Regions from separate parts of the Homo sapiens genome. Here region 1 is linked to region 2. Evidence: read pairs that join two places in POLR2A ChIA-PET (ENCODE). Cell type or tissue: B cell. All regions are shown on one strand. Each heading gives the region's core, and the rest is flanking DNA. Links, peaks and the distances in the headings are about the cores only. Region 1 holds the start of LOC101927060 (a long non-coding RNA gene). Region 2 has its middle 24 kb from the start of MIR5089.

What was found. Peaks named below come from ENCODE experiments on the same cell type or tissue, not always from the same donor. Only the 100,000 strongest peaks of a DNase experiment are listed, where the experiment ranks them.
Region 1: POLR2A ChIA-PET joins it to region 2 with 5 read pairs; 4 of 35 experiments call an interaction of 5 or more read pairs at or near these places.

The regions. Positions count from the first base shown.
Region 1 is chr17:47,096,400-47,101,769 of GRCh38, forward strand. It overlaps LOC101927060 (a long non-coding RNA gene), which reads right to left and starts at 3,886. Exons shown (of 9, transcript XR_243711.6): 1 at 3,436-3,886. RefSeq lists an enhancer at 1,688-2,313 and a silencer at 3,608-3,887. In B cell, for the core only: no CTCF peak of the experiment used is centred there; DNase peaks (open chromatin) are centred at 952, 2,462 and 3,872; H3K4me3 peaks cover 3,218 bases; H3K27ac peaks cover 4,134 bases.
Region 2 is chr17:46,946,635-46,952,004 of GRCh38, forward strand. It overlaps a transcript of LRRC37A2 not described here and a transcript of GOSR2 not described here. Among named protein-coding and RNA genes, the nearest start is that of MIR5089, 24 kb to the right of the region's middle. In B cell, for the core only: no CTCF peak of the experiment used is centred there; no DNase peak of the experiment used is centred there.

The DNA.
Region 1 (5,370 bases), core at 118-5,117, 150 kb after region 2:
GCTCAATCAAGTGATCCTCTTGCCTCAGCCCCCTGAGTAATGAGGACTATAGGCGTGTGCCACCATCCTCAGCTAATTGTTTTTATTTTTTGTAGAGACAGGGGTCTCACTCTGTTGCCCAGGCTGGTCTAGAACTGCTGGCCTGAAGCAATCCTCCTGCCTTGGCCTCCTAAAACTCTGGGATTACAGGTGTGATCCACCATGCCCAGCCTCAACCAAAAATCTTAAATTTCTAACGAGCATGGAAAGGGGGAAGTGGGATGAAAAACTTTCCTCAAAACAGAAGAATAGTGCAAATGAGGAAAAACAATAAAAGACCATAAAGTGGTCAGGGGCACTAAGACCTATGCAGGCAAAACAACAATTAAAACCTTACAAGAGGCCAGATGCGGTAGCTTACGCCTGTAATCCCAGCATTTTGAGAGACCAAGGTGGATGGATCACCTGAGGTCAGGAGTTCGAGACCAGCCTGGCCAATATGGTGAAACCTTGACTCTACTAAAAAGACAAAAATTACCCGGTGTGGTGGCACACGCCTGTAGTCCCAGCTACTCGGGAGGCTGAGGAAAGAGAATCACTTGAACCCGGAGGTGGAGGGTGCTGGGAGCCAAGATCCCACAACTGTACTCCAGCCTGGGCAACAGAGCAAGACTCTCTCTCAAAAAAAAAAAAAGCTTCCAAGAAAATTATGCAAGCCGGGCGCAGTAGCTCACGCCTGTAATCCCAGCACTTTGGGAGGCCGAGGGGAGGCAGATCATTTGAAGTTAGGAGTTCAAGACCAGCCTGGCCAACATGGTGAAATTCTATCTCTACTAAAAAAAAAAAAAAAAAGAACTTACAAAAATTAGCCAGGCGTAGTGGCGCATGCCTGCACTCACAGCTGCTTCGGAGGCTGAGGCAGGAGAATCGCTTGAACCTGGGAGTCAGAGGTTGCAGGGAGTCAAGATTGCACTCCAGCCTGAGCGACAAAAGCAGAACTCCATCTCAAAAAAAAGAAAATGCAAAGCGACCTCAGAGACAGTTTAAATATATAAAAAGCTAGTGCCAAATAAAACTGGGTGGGTCACTTGATAAACAGGATATAAACAGTGGATAAAAAGCAAGACAGCTGGTATATATAATTCTTATTTGCTTCAATATTTACTGGGGAAGATAGAGGGGAAAAAGCTATCTAAATTACTCTTTAAAACATACAAATCACTAATAGTGAATCAAATGCATCATTAAATATACTAAATTCCTCAAACTGACATGTCAGATGTCAGGTAGTCATGAAGACCCAAAATAGTCTCTATGGGTTTTTTGTTTGTTTGCTTTTTGAGACAGTCTCACTCTGTTGCCCAGGCTGGAGTGCAGTGGCACCATCTCGGCTCACTGCAAGCTCTGTTGCCCGGGTTCAAGAGATTCTCCCACCTCAGCCTCCCAAGTAGCTGGGATTACAGGCGTGCGCTACCACATCCGGCTAATTTTTGTATTTTTAGTAGAGATGGAGTTTCACTGTGTTGCCCAGGCTGGTCTCAAACTCCTGACCTCAAGTGATCCGCCCACCTCGGCCTCCCAAAGTGCTGGGATTTCAGGTGTGAGCCACTGCGCCTGGCCCCTTCTCTGTGTTTTAAAGGCATTTAAGTATAAATTATTAAACTGCAGGACAGAACATATTAGCTGACGGTCATATGAGTGACCTTCTCTAAATGCCAGGAGGATAGAATCCACTTTTCCTTTATCAACATTTTCCTTGCTCAACTTCTGGCATATTAGGTACTCAACAAATATGTGCTGAACCAAAATGAACAAAAAAATGCTGTCATCAAAGTAACTCCCATCCACTCAAGTAGGCTGCAACTTCAAACTGCCCAAACTGGCAAATCTCTAATAAAGATGGGCTCAGAAGACATACCAGCATGAATAACCTTCTGAGGAAAAGACAACATGGATTCTAAAAGTGGAAATCACACCACACCAGTTCACCCAAATTCTCTGAGAAAATAAATATGTGAATATAATTTATGTGAGCTTTCACAAAACTCTTGATAAGATTCTAAGTAAAGATTTTTTTTTTTGAGGCTGAGTCTCGCTCTGTCGCCCAGGCTGGAGTGCAGTGGCGCGATCTCGGCTCACTGCAAGCTCCACCTCCCGGGTTCACGCCATTCTCCTGCCTCAGCCTCCCGAGTAGCTGGGACTACAGGCGCCCACCACCACGCCCCGCTAATTTTGTTTTTTTGTATTTTTAGTAGAGACGGGGCTTCACCGTGTTAGCCAGGATGGTCTCAATCTCCTGATCTCGTGATCCACCTGCCTCAGCCTCCCAAAGCACTGGGATTACAGGAGTGAGCCACCACACCCGGCCCTAAAGATTATTTTTTTAAAGACCTGAGTGGCCACAGAATGAGTACATTTACTGTAGACTGGACATAATTGAGACACAGATAATTATGGGTAGATGCTGAGGTACTTCCCCAAATGAAGAAGTATAAACAGAAGATTGATAATTTTTTAGAAATGCTCCTCAGAAACTGCACAGGGTGAGAGGAGAAAGGGTCAAGGGAAGGCAAATACTAATGTTTTTAGGAGCAAAAGAGGAAATAAGTCTGCAGAGGAAACCAAGAGTATGAGCCGGGCTCGGTGACTCACGGCTGTAATCCTAGCACTTTGGGAGGCCAAGGCGGGCAGATCACGTGAGGTCAGGAGTTCGAGACCAGCCTGGCCAACATGATGAAAGCCCGTCTCTACTAAAAATACAAAAATTAGCCACGTGTGGTGGCAGGTGCCTGTAATCCCAGCTACTGGGGAAGCTGAGGCAGGAGAATCGCTTGAACCCAGGAGGCGGAGGTTGCAGTGAGCCGAGATCGCGCCACTGCACTCCAACCTGGACGAAAGAGCAAGACTCCGTCTCAAAAAAAAAGTTTCAAAGATAAAACAAAAATCTTGTTAAGAATACATGAGACGCTAAAGAAATAATCTACTTTAATTCATGCTATCAATTTTCATTTCCTATGTGTAGGTGTTGAGGGTCTAGTACCCATGATAAATGACATACACCTGTTCTGGGCTGACTTTTGTTCCCTAAAAGAGATAGGTAGTACTCCAGGGGGCTGGGCACAGTGGCGCATGCCTGTAATCCCAGCACTTTGGGAGGCCAAGGCCACAGGATCACTTGAGCTCAGGAGTTCAAGATCAGCCCGGGCAACATGGCAAGACCCCGTCTCTACTAAAAATACACAAAAATAGCCAGGTGTGGTAGTGCGCACCTGTAGTCCCAGCTACTCGAGAAGCTGAGGTGGGAGGATTGCTTGAGCCCGGGGATGAGGGGGCTGGAGGTTGCAGTGATCCAAGTGCCACCGCACTCCAGCCTGGATGACAGAGGAAGACCCCGTCTCAAAAAAAAAAAGAAAAAGAAAAAAAAAGGAGATATGTAGTACTCCTAACATTCAGTACCTCAGAATGGGATCTTAGAGACAGGATCTTCAGGCCAGGTGGCTTCCCTTCCTCTCTGCGTCGGTCCGTCCCACCTCGGCTCGGCCTGGCGACCCTAACTCCGCTCCGCGCCCCCGGCCGCGGCCCCGGCCCGCCTCCTGGGCAGCCAGGCCCCCCGGCCACTCGGCCGGCAGCCCGCGGCCCAGGTCTGCAAGTGGGAGCTGGGCTGGGGTCCCCATGCTCCACACACGCGTCTCCTCTCCCCCAGCCCTGCCGCTTCCAGGGCCCTCGGTGACGCCCGCTCCCCGGGCCCCTCGGCCCCCCGCCTCTCAGCCGGGCGCTCCCTCGGGGCCGCCTCCTCTGCCTCACCATCATCCTTGCCCACTCGTGCTCCCACCCCCAGGGGCACCAGAGCCAACGGCTGCTCCCCCAGCCTCGGACCTTCCTGCGCGGCTCAACCAAGCCTAGAAGTGGGGGCGGGGAATCTTCCGCCCTCCTCTGGCGCTCATTGGCCCTTCAGGGGCACATCGTGAGCGCCATTGGCTGACTGATGGTGTCCGTCAGAGCGATGGGGCGGGACAGAAAGGGGAGAGGGAAGCTGGTGCCTTGGCATTTCTGTGTCTGTGTATCTGTCTGTCTCTGTCTCTATCTCGGCCCTTGGAAACGAGAGGCTTTTGGCCGAGAGGACTAGAAGGGGGCCTGAGGTGGGAGGAATAGGAATAGGAATCCCGGCAAAGCGTCACGCCAGTCGGCTACTCTGAACCCCCTACCTAAGTCCCCTTTAGGTTCTCTTCTCCATCACCCCCAACCCCTGCCCCTCACCCCTCGAGGTTCCTTCATCCAGGAAGCGACGTGATGAAAACTCCAGGCCGGAAAGCCATAGGGAGAGATGTTATATAGGTATATAAAATACACACACACACACACACACACACACACACACACACACACACACACACACAAAGTATTAGCTGTGAGTTGTTAATAGATGCTCTTCATTTAGGTTGAGGAAGTTTCTTTCTGTTCCTAATTTGTTGAGTATACATCTTTTATTTTATTCATTTAAAATGTTATTTCAAGAAGAAATTTGGGCCGGGCACGGTGGCTCACACCTGTAATCCCAGCACTTTGGGAGGCCAAGGCAGGTGGATCACCTAAGGTTAGGAGTTTGAGACCAGCCTGACCAACATGGTGAAACCCCGTCTCTTCTAAAAATACAAAAACTAGCAGGGTGTGGTGGTGCATGCCTGTAATTTCAGCTACTCAGGAGCCTGAGAGAGAAGAATCACTTGAACCCAGGAGGCGGAGGTTGCAGTGAACCGAGATCACATCATTGCACTCCAATCTGGGCAACAAGAGGGAAACTCCATCTCAAAAGAAAAAAATAATTAAAAAGTAAAAAATAAAAAAAGGGATTTGACCAGGTGCAGTGGCTCACGCCACTAATCCCAACGCTTTGGGCGTCCAAGGCGGGCAGATCACTTGAGATCCGGAGTTCAAGATCAGCCTGACCAACATGGTGAAATTCTGTCTCTACTAAAAAGATACAAAAATTGCCCAGGCATGATGGCTCACGCATTTAATCCCAGCACTTTGGGAGGCCGAGGCGGGTTGATCATTTGAAGTCAGGGGTTCGAGACCAGCCTGGGAACATCATGAAACTCCATCTCTACTAAAATACAAAAATCACCCGGCTGCAATGGTGCACGCCTGTAATCTCAGCTACTTGGGAGGCTTGGGCAGGAGAATCACCGGAACCAGGAGGTGGAGGTTGCAGTGAGCCGAGATCGTGCCACTGCACTCCAGCCTAGGTGACAAGGCAAGACTCAGTCTCAAAAAAACCAAACAAATGAAAATTGGCCAGGTGTGGTGGTGCACGCCTGTAGTCCCAGCTACTCAGGAGGCTGAGGAAGGAGAATTGCTTGAACCGGGGAGGTGGAGGTTGCAGTGAGCCAA
Region 2 (5,370 bases), core at 143-5,142:
GGTGGATTATCTGAGGCCAGGAGTTCGAGACCAGCCTGGCCAACATGGTGAAACCCCGTCTCTACTAAATATACAAAAACTAGCCAGGCAAGTTGGTGTGCGCCTGTAGTCCCAGCTACTTGGGAGGCTGAGACATGAGAATTGTTTGAACCCAGGAGGCAGAGGTTGCAGTGAGCCGACATTGTGCCACTGCACTCTAGCCTGGGTGACGAAATGAGACTCTGTTTCAATTTTAAAAAAACAAAAATTATGAGATGTCGCGGGGCAGCAGTCAAGTGCCAAGCAAGTGGGGTAGATATCAGAGGGTGGAGAGCCCACCCAGCAGTGAGAGGAGGCTGCAACTGACTGCTGCCCCTGGGGAAGGTGGGACGGGGGCCAGATTCACAGGGGAGCCATGTGAGCTTGGTTCTCAGCAGGCTGGGTTTGGAGTGGATTGTGGAAAGAGTAGGGACGTATTAGGGTGAAGCTGGAGGTGGGTGTGGAGGAAGGCCAGGGGACCCTGACATGAATGTGGATGCAGGAACCCTCAGCTGTCTCTGAAACCAGGAGGGCTGGGGAAGGACCCTGTGCATGTCCTAGATTCTGTGGCCCCAGGAGTTACTGCTCAGGAAGCAGGGCAGCCTCCTCTTTGGTGTATGTGTGCAAGAGAGAGGTCGTGGTGGGCTGTGGGTTGTTAGTCTCTCTCCCAGGAGCACCTGGCAACCTGAACTACCCCTGCTCCCTCCCCACCCTGCCCCAGATCTGGTGAAACCACCAACCAGGCGGAGGCAGGGCAGAGGCTGTCACTGCCACACACCTTCAGAGCTCCCTACAACTTACGTTCATGCTGCTGAGATACTGATGAGAGCTGGAGAAGCTGTCAGGCTGGTGTGGGTGTGGACAAGCCCCACTGTCCTAGGAAGACCTGGACATGATCTTTTTAGGTGCAGTGTAATGTGATGGGGGTGGTGGGATGATGTTTGAGATGGGGATGGCAGACATGGCTTAGAATCCTGACTTTGCTGTTTATTAGCAGCCTGACCTTGGGCTAATCACCCAAACCTCAGCGTCCTGTCTGTATAGTGAGAATAATAATAACTACCTCAAGTGGTAGCAAAAGTGCCTGTATTTGAGAGCTTGTCCGTCACTAGAAATAGTTTTTTTTTCTTTTTGAGATGGAGTTTCACTCTTGTTGCCCAGGCTGGAGTGCAATGGCACAATCTCGGCTCACCGTAACCTCCGCCTCCCGGGTTCAAGCGACTCTCCTGCCTCAGCCTCCTGAGTAGCTGGGATTACAGGCATGTGCCACCACGCCTGGCTAATTTTTCGTGTTTTTACTAGAGACAGAGTTTCACCATGTTGGCCAGGCTGGTCTCGATCTCCTGACCTCAGGTGATCCACCTGCCTTGGCCTTCCCAAAGTGCTGGGATTACAGACGTGAGCCACCGCGCCCAGCCTAGAAGTGATTTTTGTCAGGAGACAGAAGACCTTTAGTGATTGGAGTCAAGCAGGTGGAGTGTGAAGATCAGCTCTGCCCTTTAGCTGTGGAACCTTGAGCAAGCCACCTCACCTCTCCACGCCTCTGTTCTGTCACCTTTTGGAGATGAATAATGCCCATCTCACAGGGCAGCTGTGGCCAGTGCATACTGCCATGCCTGTAAAGTGCCTACTGCACAGCCCAGGACATAGAAAGATGGTAACTGAGGTTTTGTTGTGGTTGTTCACTAGCATTGCATAGGACCCAGGTCTGATCCCTTCATTCAGCTGGTGTGATTGTGAGTCAAGGATCTGATATCCCCAAAGAAAGGACTGCAAGTATTTGCCAGTCAGACTTTATTTGTTACAAGATACGATATTGCACATGTATTCCTGTGTTCTTCATCAGAAGACCTGAATTCAAATCTCCAGTTCATTACCTATTAGGACTTGCTCACTCCCTCTTTCTCTCCCAGCCTCAGTGTCCTCGTAGGGGAAATGGGAATGCTAATAATGGCCTACTTCACAGAACTGTGGTGAAGACAAAGCCAATCAAGCATGTGGATCAGTGAGTATGCGCAGGGCTGCAAGGGCCAGAAATCCCAGGATCTTACTGCTGGGGTTAGATACTGATCTAAGGAGCTTAAGTAGTAAGAACTGTGGATGTGGGGCAGCCTGCAGAGCTGGTTGATTTAGGGCTCGGTGACATCATCAAGGCTGGGCTTGGGACTGCCTGGGTTCCCTGAGAGGCGTGGAACCATGGTGGGAAGATGTAGGAAAGATGAGGATGATGATTGACAGATCAGTCTGGAATTGTTGCCTGCTAAAGTTCATTCATCCATTCTTTCGATAGCTACGAACTGAGCACCCACCAGGTGCCAGTCACGGGACTGGGCCTTGGAGAACAGACGTGACCCACCTGCATTGTGATCCACTGCTGTGTAACAAATCACCACAAAACATAGGGGCTGACGGCAATAGCTCTCAGTTGCTACACCTCACAGCCTCTGAGCATAAGAACTGGGGACCAGGCGTGGCTGGGATAGCTGTCTCTGCTCAGCGATGTCTGGGGCCTCAGATGGAAGATTTGAAGGCTGGGAGGAGAATCATCTGAAGGTTCACTGATGTGGCTGGCACACAGTGTCGCTGGGCACACAATGTCGCTGAGCCCTGGACTGGGGCTATCCTCTGGAACACCTGCACACGGCTTCTCCATGGGACCAGGGCTTCCTCAGGGCATGATGACTGAGTTCCAAGAGTGAGTATCCCAAGGGAGAGAGCAGGTGGGATCTGTGTACTTTCTATGACCAAGCCTCGGAAGTCATAGGGCCTCTGTTCTGCCATACTCCTTTGGCCGTGGTGATCACAAGCCATATGGTCACAAGCCCCCAGCTGCCTCTCAGTGGGAAGAATGTGGGTCACATTCTAAGAAGAGCAGGTGGGATGGAATTGACACGGTGGGTGGCCATCTTTGGAGAGTACAATCTGCCACACTCCCCTTGAATGATGCTCACGTCTAGCTGGGAAGACATACATGAGCATGCAGCAATAAAGTGCACAAACCGTCACACAGGTACAAGGTGCTTAGGGCCATGGCAGAAGTAGTATCTACTTACCCTGGAACCCTGGAGGAGGCTTTTGAGCTGAATCTCAGATGAGTCAGACTGGAGCAGGTGGAGCCTGGGCGGACGGTCTCAGCAGAGGGAGTCATCTAGCAAAGGGGTGTGCTCTGGGAAGGGCAGGAGGATTCTGTGGCTGGAGCTCAGGCTTCAGGTTCAGTGTGGAGGAGGGAAGAAAGGCTGCAGAGGTAAGTTGAGGCCAGACGCGGGGTGCCTAAGAGCAGACTCATTAGTCCCTGCCCTCCTCCAGTCCCTGGTCCTCTGCACACAGTAGGCACTTCATAAATATTGATTGAAATTGGAGTGAGCAGTGTGTGTTGAAGAGGAAACCAAATCCCAAAGAGAGGCCGTGGGGCCTCCTGGAGGGAGCATGGGATAAAGACAGGGAGAACCCACTTTCATATCATAGGAACTTGAGATTCTCTTTCTCAGTTGTTGCCTTTCCAGTATTTTTCAATGTCTCTGCAAGAGTTCACGGGGGCTGAGAGCAGCCCCTGAGTCACTTCTCGTTCCTATCCCTCACCCCCAGCTGGATTCTTGGGTCTTCTTCCCTCCATACTGGTCCCCAGAGAGTGTGGACTCTCTGCCTCTTGTAGGTGAGGAGGAGGCGGCTGGCTGAGGAGGTGGCAGAGGCAAGTGAAAGGGCCAGGAGGGTGAGGATGGAGAGAAGGGGAGGGAAAAGAAGGAGATGGAGGGGGAGAAGATGAAGTTGCTAAGTGTATGATCAGTGCCAGAGCCAAAAGCCCATACTACAAATTGCTTTTTCCTTCACACTTGTCCCAGGGAAAGGCCCAATTAAAATAGCACCTATTGGAAATGGAAGGGTAATTGGACCAGGCAGCTTATTAGGCCCATCTCCAAGAGCATTCAGGGGCAGCCATGAGCTTCAGGAATTTCCACCATGTGAACTTAGCGGGGGAGATGACCCCGAGCAGCAAGGGCTGACAGGATGGGGCTGCCCCACCATCCTGCCTGCCCGGGGCCCTGCTCAGTGGCTTGAGAGGGCAGGGACTGGTCTGTGTGGGGGCACTCTTCTGTGGTGGGGTAGTTCAGTGGGCTGAGACATGGGGCTGATGAGATCAAAACTGTCCAGTTCCAAATCCCAGAACAGAGGAAAAGCGGGGCCAGAAGTGGTCTTGGGGACCACCAAGCCAGACTTTCTGGGGGAGAATGACTTGCCAAGGGTGACCCAGTCGGTGATGAGAGATCTGGAGTCAGAGGGGGAAGTCACCGACTCCCAATCCAGTGCTGCTGCCCAGGGACAGTCTCACCATGCCACGCTGTCCTAAACTAGCCTGTGGCCCTCGCCCCAACTACACGCCCATGGCCTGTCACTGTACCATGTTCATGCCAGGCACAGCTAAGTCAGGGTGGCAGGAGCCACGCCAAAGGCTTCTCCAGCTTGAGGGCATCATCTCTCCACACCCCTCAGTTATTGACAGAAACTGGCACACGCACTGCCAGACCACGCTGTCCCTAGGAGGAGGCAGACAGAGGTGGACGCAGCCCACAGGCTTGGCTGGAACGGCGGGTTCCAGAGGTGCCCGCTGGCCGCCCACAGTGAAGTCTGGTAGGGGTGGCACTCTCCCCACAGGTTACCCATTGGACCAGAGCTCATCCACCCAGAGCCCATTTCCATGACAACAGCAAGCTCCTTACCCATCAATTTCATCCTTAAAGATTCCCACCCCAGCTTTCTGAGCCTGGGCTCCTCGCCCAGCTGCCGCGCCAGCCCACGTCTCCAGATCACAGGTTTAGCAGTGACTTGTCAAGCTGCCAGAGAGAGCCTCCTGGGAGGTGCCTTTTAACTGGCGTAGCCCTTGAAAACGACCATATAATCACCTGCTAATTGGATTAGGAACTTGTTCCCAGGGACTTTCTTTTGCCCCCATGTTGAGGCCACCCTACTCCATTCTTCCGGAACTTAGCATTGGAGAGCTTCCCCGTTCCCCTCTGCACAACCTCCCAGGCCAGGGTAATGCTGACAGGGTTGCCCCAAAGTCAGATAGTGACACAAGAGGAAAAGGAAACCTCTAATTTTCTGGGGCCCAGGTACACTCAGAGAGGAAAAATGGCCCAGGGTGGGAGAACACACAGGGCCCTCTCTTCCCCCACTCTGCCCGCCTTTCAGCCTTGCAAGAAAATCTGGCTTTTCCCTCGGGGTGTTTGCCTCGCTGCTTCTCCCCCCCAGACATCACCTCCCTCACAGCCCAGCTCCATGTTCACCCCCACCAGGAAGTCTTCCTTTCTAAACCGTTTTTCTCTGCATCCTCTCAGAGTGGCTATATTTGGTTCC